3 separate regions of the Homo sapiens genome follow, and all the other regions are linked to region 2. The links are chromatin contacts, found by Hi-C or POLR2A ChIA-PET in ENCODE. All regions are on one chromosome and are shown on one strand. The core of a region is the stretch at or near the end of the contact, and the rest is flanking DNA. Distances in the headings are between cores, read along the strand shown. Region 1 holds the start of COX11 (cytochrome c oxidase copper chaperone COX11). Region 2 holds the start of UTP18 (UTP18 small subunit processome component). Region 3 holds the start of MMD (monocyte to macrophage differentiation associated).

Region 1 (3,014 bases), core at 66-2,565, 3.7 Mb after region 2:
CCTGTCCCTACCCTAGACTTCCTAACCAGAATCTCTGGGGTAGGGGATCCCTGGAACGTGTATTTAACGTTAAGCTCCATAGGTGATCCTAATGGCCAGCCAAAGCTGCAAATTATTAGCTAAGAACAAAGGAGAAATCTCTAAAATACGTGAAACTTGTCTTTGCCTGTGGTTCTCAAAACTTGCCCTCAAAATCAACTACAGGACTTAACTAAAATATAGAGTGCTGGTCCCACTCCCCTTCTTCTCCCCGCCCCACCCCCCCACCCCGTGTTTCTGACTCAGTCCTGGAGTCGGGCCCTAGAATTTGCACTTTTAACAGGTTCCCGGGTGATGCTGATGCTGCCGGTCCTGGGCGCCACACTCCCAGAACCGTTGCAATGTACTTAACAGTTTCCAGGTTAAGTACATTACAGTTATATATTAACAGGGGTGGGGCGAGAGAGCCTCAAAGGCCTAATTCATGCCTCTTTGTACGGAGGAACTGCTAATCCCAGTTTAAGCCCAAGAAACACGAGTAGTCCAATTTCCAGAGTTACCCTTGGCACATAAACCACATGTGGTTTGCAGAGTGAATGTATGAATAATACATTTTAAAAGCGTGTGTGCGCAGGAGGGTAAGGCAGACTGCTAGATACCCGGTTAGAGGCTGCGGACCTTTTTTTTTTTTTTTGGCGAGGTGCAGTTCATAGATCAGGGGTTTCACTCTGCAGCATGGTATAAGCACAATCACTAAGAACTGGATGCTACTTGCAGTTTTGTCACCAATTTCTTTGGTGACTTTGGGTGTTAAGTGACTGTTTTGAACCTCTCTCCTCTTAGGTAGATAATATCGGAAACCTCTTCCACCTACGACCCGCAGAGCGAGGGCTTGTCCCGGGATTTGTCTTGCACCCCCACCTCTCGCGTCTGCGCCACCCTGCGGGCGGCGCCGGCCCCTACCTGGCAATAGAGCCGATAAAGGGGTACGGCAGCGTAGGACGCCCCCAGCATGCCCACGGCGACAGCGGCCACGTAAGTGAGGGTCGTCTTGTTCTGCCGCCGCCGCTCCTCCTCCTGCGCGCGTGTGAAAGGGTTCGAGCTCTTAGGCCGCCGCGGCGGCTGCAATGCTGGATGCCGGGCTCGAAGGCTGCAGCGCTTCCATGTCCCAAGCCACCTCAGTCCTCTCTCGGCACCTCCTGTCCCACTCCACTCTGGCCTAAGAAACGGCTCTACCCTCTCTGCAGCCCTGGTTGGAGACCCAGGGTGGATCCAGCGCCAGCCACAGAAAGGAACGCACCTCCATCCAGGACGCCAGAGCCCTCCCATAACCCTCTGAACTAACACCCACCCGCCTCTCAGGGACGAGAGGTCAAATCTCGCGAGGCGTGCTCCGTCTCGCGAGATCTGGGTTGAGCCTGCCGCTGCCTTGGCTACCAGGCTCCTCAGGTGGCAGCGCTTGCAGTCGGGCTACGGAGGCCGGGTTGCCAGATTACGGGTAAGTTTGCGTTTTGCTTTGTGACTGTTACTCCCACTTCGCTTCTCGCCAGAACGTCTCTTAACATTTAGGAAAATGCGTTTCGCCCGTCCGCGTGCAAGCTTGCCATCACTTGGGGTTGCGCCTGTGATCTTTATTTAAACTCCACCAGCCTTTGTCTCGACCCGGCAGCCCCGGCGACGCTCTCCCGCGGTCTTTTCTCCTGGGGTCCCTTGGCCGCTGGCTCCTGTGCTCACTGCCCTGGACTTAGTTCAAGTATCACCTCTCTCAGGAAGCCTTGCTGTGTTAACCGCAGCCCTCATGGGCACCCACGACACCTGCATTTTCTCAGCCCGTGGGCAGTCGGCTTCCCCTGCTCTGATGCCCCTTACAACTTGCCCAGTGGAAAGCACCACAGCTGGAGCAGGAGGGAGGCTGTCACGCTGAAGTTTGTTCTGGAGAGAGTGACCAGGATAGGAGGGCCATTTAAGGAGAGACTGAAAGAAACGAACCCCGTGGGAGGATGTAATAGCTTTCTTCAGTTGTCCCACAGGACGAACTCGAGGGGGGCAGACAGCATAGCGGATTTTACTGTGTTAGAAGGAAGCATCTTTCTAGAAACTATAAAATAGCAGTTAAGAGCTCAGGTTCTGAGGTTAGGGGGTTCTGGATTTTTACCCGGGTCCTCACCATGGCCCTGTGCCCTTAGGTCAGTTACTTGTCCTCTAAGACCTGGTGTCCTTACTTGTAAAATGGAAATCAGAACAGTAAATGAATAATATTCATATAACGTCTTTCATGATGACTGAGGCATAGTAAGAATGTAGTTAAAAGTTAGGCTGTATTTCTACTTGCTACGTGGCCATTTCTAATGGCCAGAGCAGGTATAATTATCCCCACTATGTGGATGAGGAACTTGGAGGCCTGAGAAATTTTAACTAGTCATTCGACATTTTATTTATTTATTGCCCTCTCAACTGTGGGCCTGACACCAATCGACCTGCTGGCACTATAGCACAGAACAAGTCGGGAGATCACTTCAGTGATGGAGTGTCCTTTCTGCTGAGGGACTCAGAAAATAATCAAGTAACAGTTACCGAAATAAGGGAATTTCAGATAACAATCAGTGCAGTGAAGACAATGTAATAACATAGTATGATTGACAGTCATGAGAAGCGGTAGTAAAGTAAGGACGTTTTGAAGAGGTGACATTTGAGTTTAGATCTGAACGATGATAAGGAGCTACCTACTCAATAACAATTCCAGGCCAAGCAAAGGCCCAGGGGAAGGAAAGAGATAGAATGATTGAAGAACAGAAAGAAGGCCACTGTGTTCCCAACATAGCAGAGTGGAAAGTGGTAGGAAATGGGGTCAGAACAGGTAACAAAGGCCTGGTAATACCAGCCTTTTAAGCCATGTCCAAGGGTTTGGATTTTATTCTAAAAGTAATAGGAAGCTATTGGAATGTTTGACACATACAAGTGATGTGATCTGACTCACATTTTTGAAAAGATATTGATTACTTTGTGGAGAATGGATTAAAGGTAGGGGGAGGAAT
Region 2 (3,105 bases), core at 415-2,914:
TCTCAACCCCCCTTCCTCCACTTCCCTGCTGTTCTTTCTTGGCACACAAAATATAGGCCAATGAGCAGTGGGTGGGTGAGGAGGATGTGAGAGAAAATTTGAGAAGTAAAAAAAGGAGCAACTTAACCAGGACATGAATGAGACTGAAGGGTCTAATAAGGGTAGGCAGACAACAATTAGAACTACTGAAATATGGGCTTTCCTGGGCAGTAGTGAGCTCTCAGTGCTTTTAGGGGTGTAAGCAGGGTTCAGACTACCTACCACTTGTCAGAGAGGCTGCAGAGGGGACGGCTGCTTTGGATGACCTCTAATGTCTCTTCCGACTCTGAAATGTTAGGATTCTTATTTCACAAAGGAGAACGCAATGGTCACAGAAGTCCACCGACTTGAAACCCTTTTAAATATGCAGCCTTGGAGGCTGCTTCCCAAACACCACTCCCACCTCTCCCGCACGTGCCCACCCCGCCCCCTTTCAATATTTCCACCTCCACGTGCAAACCGCCTCGCGGCACTGCCCCCAAGGCAGATAGACACCTTCCCCTGCAAAGCAACGAAACTGTGCTCCCCCTCCCCGCCAAGAAGAGAGGACTACTCCACTCTCCCACCCTGGGTGGCTAAAAAAGGAAAAGTCTCGGATCCAGCCTTTCCCCCCTAGCCAGAGCAGGGGGCGGGGGCAGGACGCAGAGAAAAACTTTCTTCTCGAATTTTTCTTCCAAAGGGTGGAGGAGATGGAGAGAACCCCAACGAGTCCAAGGCTGACGGGGTGGGGGGAGGGGAACCCCTGAATCGTTTAACGGCTGGAAGGGGGAGGGGGGCTCCGGAGGTTGAGAGGGCGTGGGATGGAGAAGCAGGCCAGGGAGCGGGGTCAGGGAGCTGCGGGGTTCCTGGGGTCGGAGAGCTGCAGGCGTCCCCCCCACCTGGCACACAAAGCGGCTGCCGCGCTCGGCTCTCACCAGATCCTTTGTGTTTTCCATCAGGGCCTCATGGGTAGGGGTTGTCCGTGCTCCCCGAGCCCGCGGCGCCCCCTCCCCGGGCTGGGGGCAGGTGCCTCTCCCCGGGACTGCGGCGACTACAGGGGGCCCCCGGCTGGGCCCAGACCGGTGGCGGGTGCAGCAGCCCCCGGATTTCCCCCCTTTAACTCGGGTGGCCCCAGGATATCAACAACATTAGCATAGCCCTCCCTCCCCAGCGCGCCTGCGCCGTGACCCGCGCCCCGATTGGCCCACTTCCCTACATACCCTCCTCTCTCGCTTCCACCGTGGGACCCTCTGCAGGCTCCGTACTCCAAGGACCGTACCAAGACGAAGGGTGGAAAGCGTATTGGGGCTTGTGTCAAGTCAAGTGGTTACAGCCAAGAGGAAAAGCAGAAGTTCCATTCAGCCGTCCCAGTGTATAGTCGGGGTTTCTTGCGCTCCTTTCAATATGTTGCAGCTGCGAAATTGTGTTGGAAAAATTTTCCACTCCAGTCACGCCGCTTCCCCCTACACCCGGAAGATTGGCCCTCCCGGAGGAACTCCCACACGGGGCGGGGCTGGGTAGGGGAGCGGGAGTTACGTAGAGGGAGGGAGTGCTGGTCACGTGGCAAGAGGCTGCGCAGGCTCCTTCCGGCCCCCGGGGCTTCGGCGGCGGCGGCCCGCGAGGGGCCTGGGCGCATGCGCAGCGAGGTTCCACGTGAGCGCCTGCGTTTCTCCTCAAACCTAACGATGCCGCCGGAGCGGAGGAGACGAATGAAACTGGACCGGAGAACCGGAGCGAAGCCGAAGCGGAAGCCCGGAATGAGGCCGGACTGGAAAGCCGGAGCGGGGCCAGGCGGGCCTCCCCAAAAGCCTGCCCCTTCATCCCAGCGGAAACCGCCGGCCCGGCCGAGCGCGGCGGCCGCTGCGATTGCAGTCGCGGCGGCGGAGGAAGAGAGACGGCTCCGGCAGCGGAACCGCCTGAGGCTGGAGGAGGACAAACCGGCCGTGGAGCGGTGCTTGGAGGAGCTGGTCTTCGGCGACGTCGAGAACGACGAGGACGCGTTGCTGCGGCGTCTGCGAGGCCCGAGGGTGAGGGAGGCCGCGGCGCGCGGGCTGGGCGCACTCGGGCGGGGCGCGCGGTGGGCGGTGAAGCTCCGGGGGGCGGAGCCTGGGCGACCTGCGGCGGCGGGGAGCGCTCAGGTGGGAGGGAGCCCGAGAACGCGGGCGCGGAGGGTCGCAGCTGCGGGTCCCTCGCCTCCCTGCTCCAGACTGAAAGTGCCTGGAGGGCGGGGACCGCGTCTTTCTCCGCCCCTGGAGGCGCCGCTGCTCGGGTATCTGCTTTGCGAACTGTGGTCGTGAGCATCTTTCGCTGCTGCTCGACTCCGCTAGCCTCTTCCCAAACTGAGGGTGGTCTTTTGATCACCTGCCTCAGTTCCTTGTGATTCAGGAATTCGATTTCGTTGATGGAATCAATTCGTGGGCACGGGCCTGGGCATCTCCGTTGTAACTATGTCCCCATGTGACTATGAGACCCACCATGTTTTGAGAATGATCGTGTATTCCGTTCATTTAGCAAATATTGGTGAACCTGTTAGTTGCCAGATACCCTTTCTGGCAATGGCAAACCCTGCGTGATTGATCATACTTTTTGCACACATTTTGCTATCCCTTTAAATTCTATACCAGGCTTTTCTTGAGAGAGTCCCGGACATTGTTCTAGGCACTGGAGGAGACACAGCAATGGACAAAACTGACAAAAATCCCTGCCTTTTGGCGCTTGTGTGCTAGTGGCAGAGACAAGATAGAGGAGATAAACGAGTAAACTTCAGGTTTGTTGGTGACAAGTGCTGAAGAGAAAAAAGGACATTCGGGAAAGGGAGATGGGCGTGTGTAGAGGCCTGTGAAATTTTAGATAAAGGGGGCAGAGGAAAGCTCACCGAGAATTACCCAGGCCATGTTTATTACACAAATGCTGACCTAGTTAATGTCAGCTGCTTACCAGAGCCGCCTTCGGGTGCTTGTAGGAGAAGTGGCAGCAATCTTTTTGGGAAGTACAGAACTATTACTGGAAACATGCTGAACTGTGCGACGGTTTTGTCGTCTGGAAAAGGAACAGTGTACGGAGGTGGGAGCTGTTGGGTTTGAAGGC
Region 3 (2,970 bases), core at 213-2,712, 4.2 Mb after region 2:
GGTATGAAGTTCCACTGGGGGAACAGTGCCAAGCATTCAACACCCTGACTGATAAGCAATATATTCAGAAGTCAATCCAAGTCTTCAAGCTGATCCCCTTCCTGGTGGCCCAGACCATGGCAACTCTTCTGTGCATTTGTTGCCTCCTTTACCCTTTGGGACTGGGGGAGGAATGAGATGGGTGAGAGGGCAGTGAGGGCATGGAGATTGGAAAGAAAAAAAAAATGTGTACTTTAAAATTCTGAAATAAAAGGTAGTGTCTAAAAACTCAACAACCTTCTTGGAAGATTTCATGCATTTCTTAAAATTTCCCCTGTCACTGCACCCCCAGCAAACATGCTGGTGGTGAAGGTCCGGGAATTCACACAAAGGGATGCAGTTACCATATGCCCTGGAGAGGTGAACTTTCACCCACTTAAACAGAAAAGAAAAGCCCGGAGTTCCTCTCAGAGTCATGGGCTAACCTCCATCCATTGTTAGACGGTGGAGCCCCAGAGGGGAGTAAGGCCACGGCGCCCCCCAGCCCGGCATTTCCACCAGCTCTACAGTGAATGAGCAGTCGGCCAGCCTTCCGGTGGCGCCTCCACGGTTCCTCCTCCTCGTTTCCTAACACCGGCGCCTCCACAGCAGGTCTCGCCACCCGAAAGCTAACATGCCCCTTCGCAGAGCCCAAAAATAGCACCGCCCTGGGACGTTCAGCTGGAGAACCAGCAAGGCCCCTACACGGCCAGGCAGGGCTAAGCTGGCGGAGCGTGCCTCAGTTTCCCTGTTGCTAGGGCCGTTCACAAAGCACCCAAAATGCCTAGCACCCCGCTTTACGACAAATCTCTCCGCAGGGCGCCACCCCGTTCCGCGCGCCCCGGGAGACCCCCACCCTGGAGGTAAAGGGATGGAGGCCAAAGCCAGGTCGGAGGACTCGGGGGCGGTGCCCGGGGCTGGGGTTCGGGTTCCCAGAGAGAGCCAGAGCCCAGCCTGTATGGGGGTCGGGAGGGTGAGCCCCAGGAGCAAAGGGATCCCCGGGAAGGAGGACAGGCTTGGAGTCCCGGGGCCGGGAATCCATCTGAGGTCCGCAGATCGCGAGGGGAGACCCGGGTGAGGCAGGAGCTCCCATCCTTGGAGGAAGGGGATCGCCCAGGGACAGCAGGGTGGGGAATCCCCAGGGAACTGATCCCTGGCCAAGGTGCGGGATCCACCCAGGATGAATCCAGGTGAGGAGCCGGGAGCCGTGCGCTTAACGGCGGGATTTGGGAACCCGCTTCTGACACGGGCAGCGGGACCGGGACGCCATCCCTCTCACCGCTGGAATCGATTCTTGAACCGCATTGATCCTCTGCTCCTCCTCGGGGGCCAGGAGCTCCGTCTCGTCAGCACCGGCGGCCGGGCGCGCGGCCCTCATGGGCTTGGGCTGCTCCGGAGGCCGCCTGCGTGTCCAGCGGAACCCTTCGGCCGGGTAGGGTCGGAGTGGGCCAGGCCGGGGGTCGGGACAGGGCTGGGGCCAGACCGGGCGGCTGGGGGCGGGAGGGAGGCCGCTTCAACGGCCCCAACACCTCCCGCCTCCCGCCTCCCGCCTCCCCGGCTCCTCCGCCCCGGGGCTCCTGCGCCCCGCCCCGGAGCCCGGCTCCGCCCCCGCCGGCTCTGTTCGCCTGCGTGCACCCGCGGTCGCCGGCGCGTCAGCGCGCCGGTCAGCCAATCGGCACCCCGAGCGGCGCGGCGGCTACGCTGCCATTCATTCCCGCCGGGCTCGGGCAGCGAGGCGGGGCCTCGCTGGGGAGGGGCGGGGCGAGGGGAAGGGGAGGAGCGCGGGAACGCGGCGCCCTTCTGTAAGAGACAAGTTGGAGAAGAGATCGAGGGAGGGAGAGAAGTGGTGAAGGAGGAGATGGACCAGGAAATCTTAAAAGCATTGTGAAGAAAATAGCAGCAAACAAGCAGCCCTACCTCATTCATTTTTTCTTCATCATTAATTTCTCCATCCCTCCTTTCATTTATTCCTTCATCATTTTGAGGGCCAGCTCCCGCGAGGCTATTGTGAGAGGATCCAGGGCAGAATGAAAAACCTGTCCTTGTCTGACCCTTGAGGGAGTTGAGATCTCTGAGCGTCTTCTAACTCTGAGATTCAGTGAGATCCACAAAAGGAGGAATCCTCTGCAAGGATCCTTTTATGTTATCCTCCAGTTTATTTTTTATTTTATTTTATTTTTATCCAGGCAGCTTTCAAATAAACGAGTTGACTTGAATCAGGGTCCTGTCGCTAAACCTAAACTCAGAGGGCTTCCTGGAAGAGAAGTTCAAATAAAAATGAATGAATGGGCCAGGTGCTGTGGTTCATGCCTGTAATCCCAGCACTTTGGGAAGCCAAGGTGGGCGGATCACCTGAGGTCAGGAGTTCGAGACCAGCCTGGCCAACTTGGTGAAACCTTGTCTCTACTAAAAATACAAAAATTAGCCGGGAGTGGTGGCGGGCTCCTGTAATCCCAGCTACTCGGGGGGCTGAGATGGGAGAATCACTTGAACTTGGGAGATAGAGGTTGCAGTGAGCCGAGATTGCACCACTGCATTCCAGCCTGGGTGACAGAGTGAGACTCTGTCTCTCTCTCTCTCTCTCACACACACACACATACACACAGAATGAATGAATGGGTGATTTGTCGAGCCTTTCCAGGATCACTGATGGAAGTTATATGTGTTCCCTTCCAGGTATCGTGTCCATACCCAGCCCCCAGCCTGCAGGCTAGAGACTCTGAAGTGGCATGAGGCCAGCCTGCTAGGAGTGCTCATTCGACCTACAGTAAAGCATTGGAAAGCCAGGGAATTCTGTCACCCATAATTCTAGTTCCCTTTCCTTGAACCTTCCAGAGAGGTGCTTTCCATGCTTCAATCTTCCCAAGAGCTCCTCCAGATGGGCATTATCCAACTTATTTTACAGATAAGGCTGAGGCTTATAGTGGTCAATAAACTTGCCAAAGGCAAAAG

What was found. A loop is a pair of places that touch in the nucleus more often than their neighbours do. ChIA-PET counts read pairs that join two places held with the same protein, here RNA polymerase II (POLR2A). Pooled maps may share reads with other maps.
Region 1: a loop to region 2 is called in a pooled map, with 22 times the contacts of the local background. The contact joins the promoter of COX11 here to the promoter of UTP18 in region 2. A Hi-C loop is called at or near these places in 2 of 37 single-sample maps with no recorded cell type and 12 of 50 pooled maps. POLR2A ChIA-PET finds 5 or more read pairs at or near these places in 1 of 52 experiments (GM12878).
Region 3: a map of naive thymus-derived CD4-positive, alpha-beta T cell shows a loop between it and region 2 (19-fold over the local background). The contact joins the promoter of MMD here to the promoter of UTP18 in region 2. A Hi-C loop is called at or near these places in 1 of 168 maps with a recorded cell type or tissue (naive thymus-derived CD4-positive, alpha-beta T cell), 4 of 37 single-sample maps with no recorded cell type and 11 of 50 pooled maps. POLR2A ChIA-PET finds 5 or more read pairs at or near these places in 2 of 52 experiments (OCI-LY7 and PC-3).

Annotation. Positions count from the first base shown.
Region 1 is chr17:54,967,339-54,970,352 of GRCh38, forward strand. It overlaps COX11 (cytochrome c oxidase copper chaperone COX11), which reads right to left and starts at 1,316. Exons shown (of 4, transcript NM_004375.5): 1 at 943-1,316. The coding sequence starts at 1,308. STXBP4 (syntaxin binding protein 4) reads left to right here and starts at 1,427. Exons shown (of 18, transcript NM_178509.6): 1 at 1,427-1,477. RefSeq lists enhancers at 386-1,335, 1,185-1,244, 1,255-1,334, 1,336-2,284, 1,515-1,614 and 1 more.
Region 2 is chr17:51,258,882-51,261,986 of GRCh38, forward strand. UTP18 (UTP18 small subunit processome component) reads left to right here and starts at 1,665. Exons shown (of 14, transcript NM_016001.3): 1 at 1,665-2,045. The coding sequence starts at 1,704. MBTD1 (mbt domain containing 1) reads right to left here and starts at 1,168. Exons shown (of 17, transcript NM_017643.3): 1 at 954-1,168; 2 at 262-325. RefSeq lists silencers at 906-1,225, 1,566-1,675, 2,026-2,215 and an enhancer at 2,686-2,735.
Region 3 is chr17:55,420,373-55,423,342 of GRCh38, forward strand. MMD (monocyte to macrophage differentiation associated) reads right to left here and starts at 1,463. Exons shown (of 7, transcript NM_012329.3): 1 at 1,298-1,463. The coding sequence starts at 1,323. RefSeq lists a silencer at 1,404-1,863.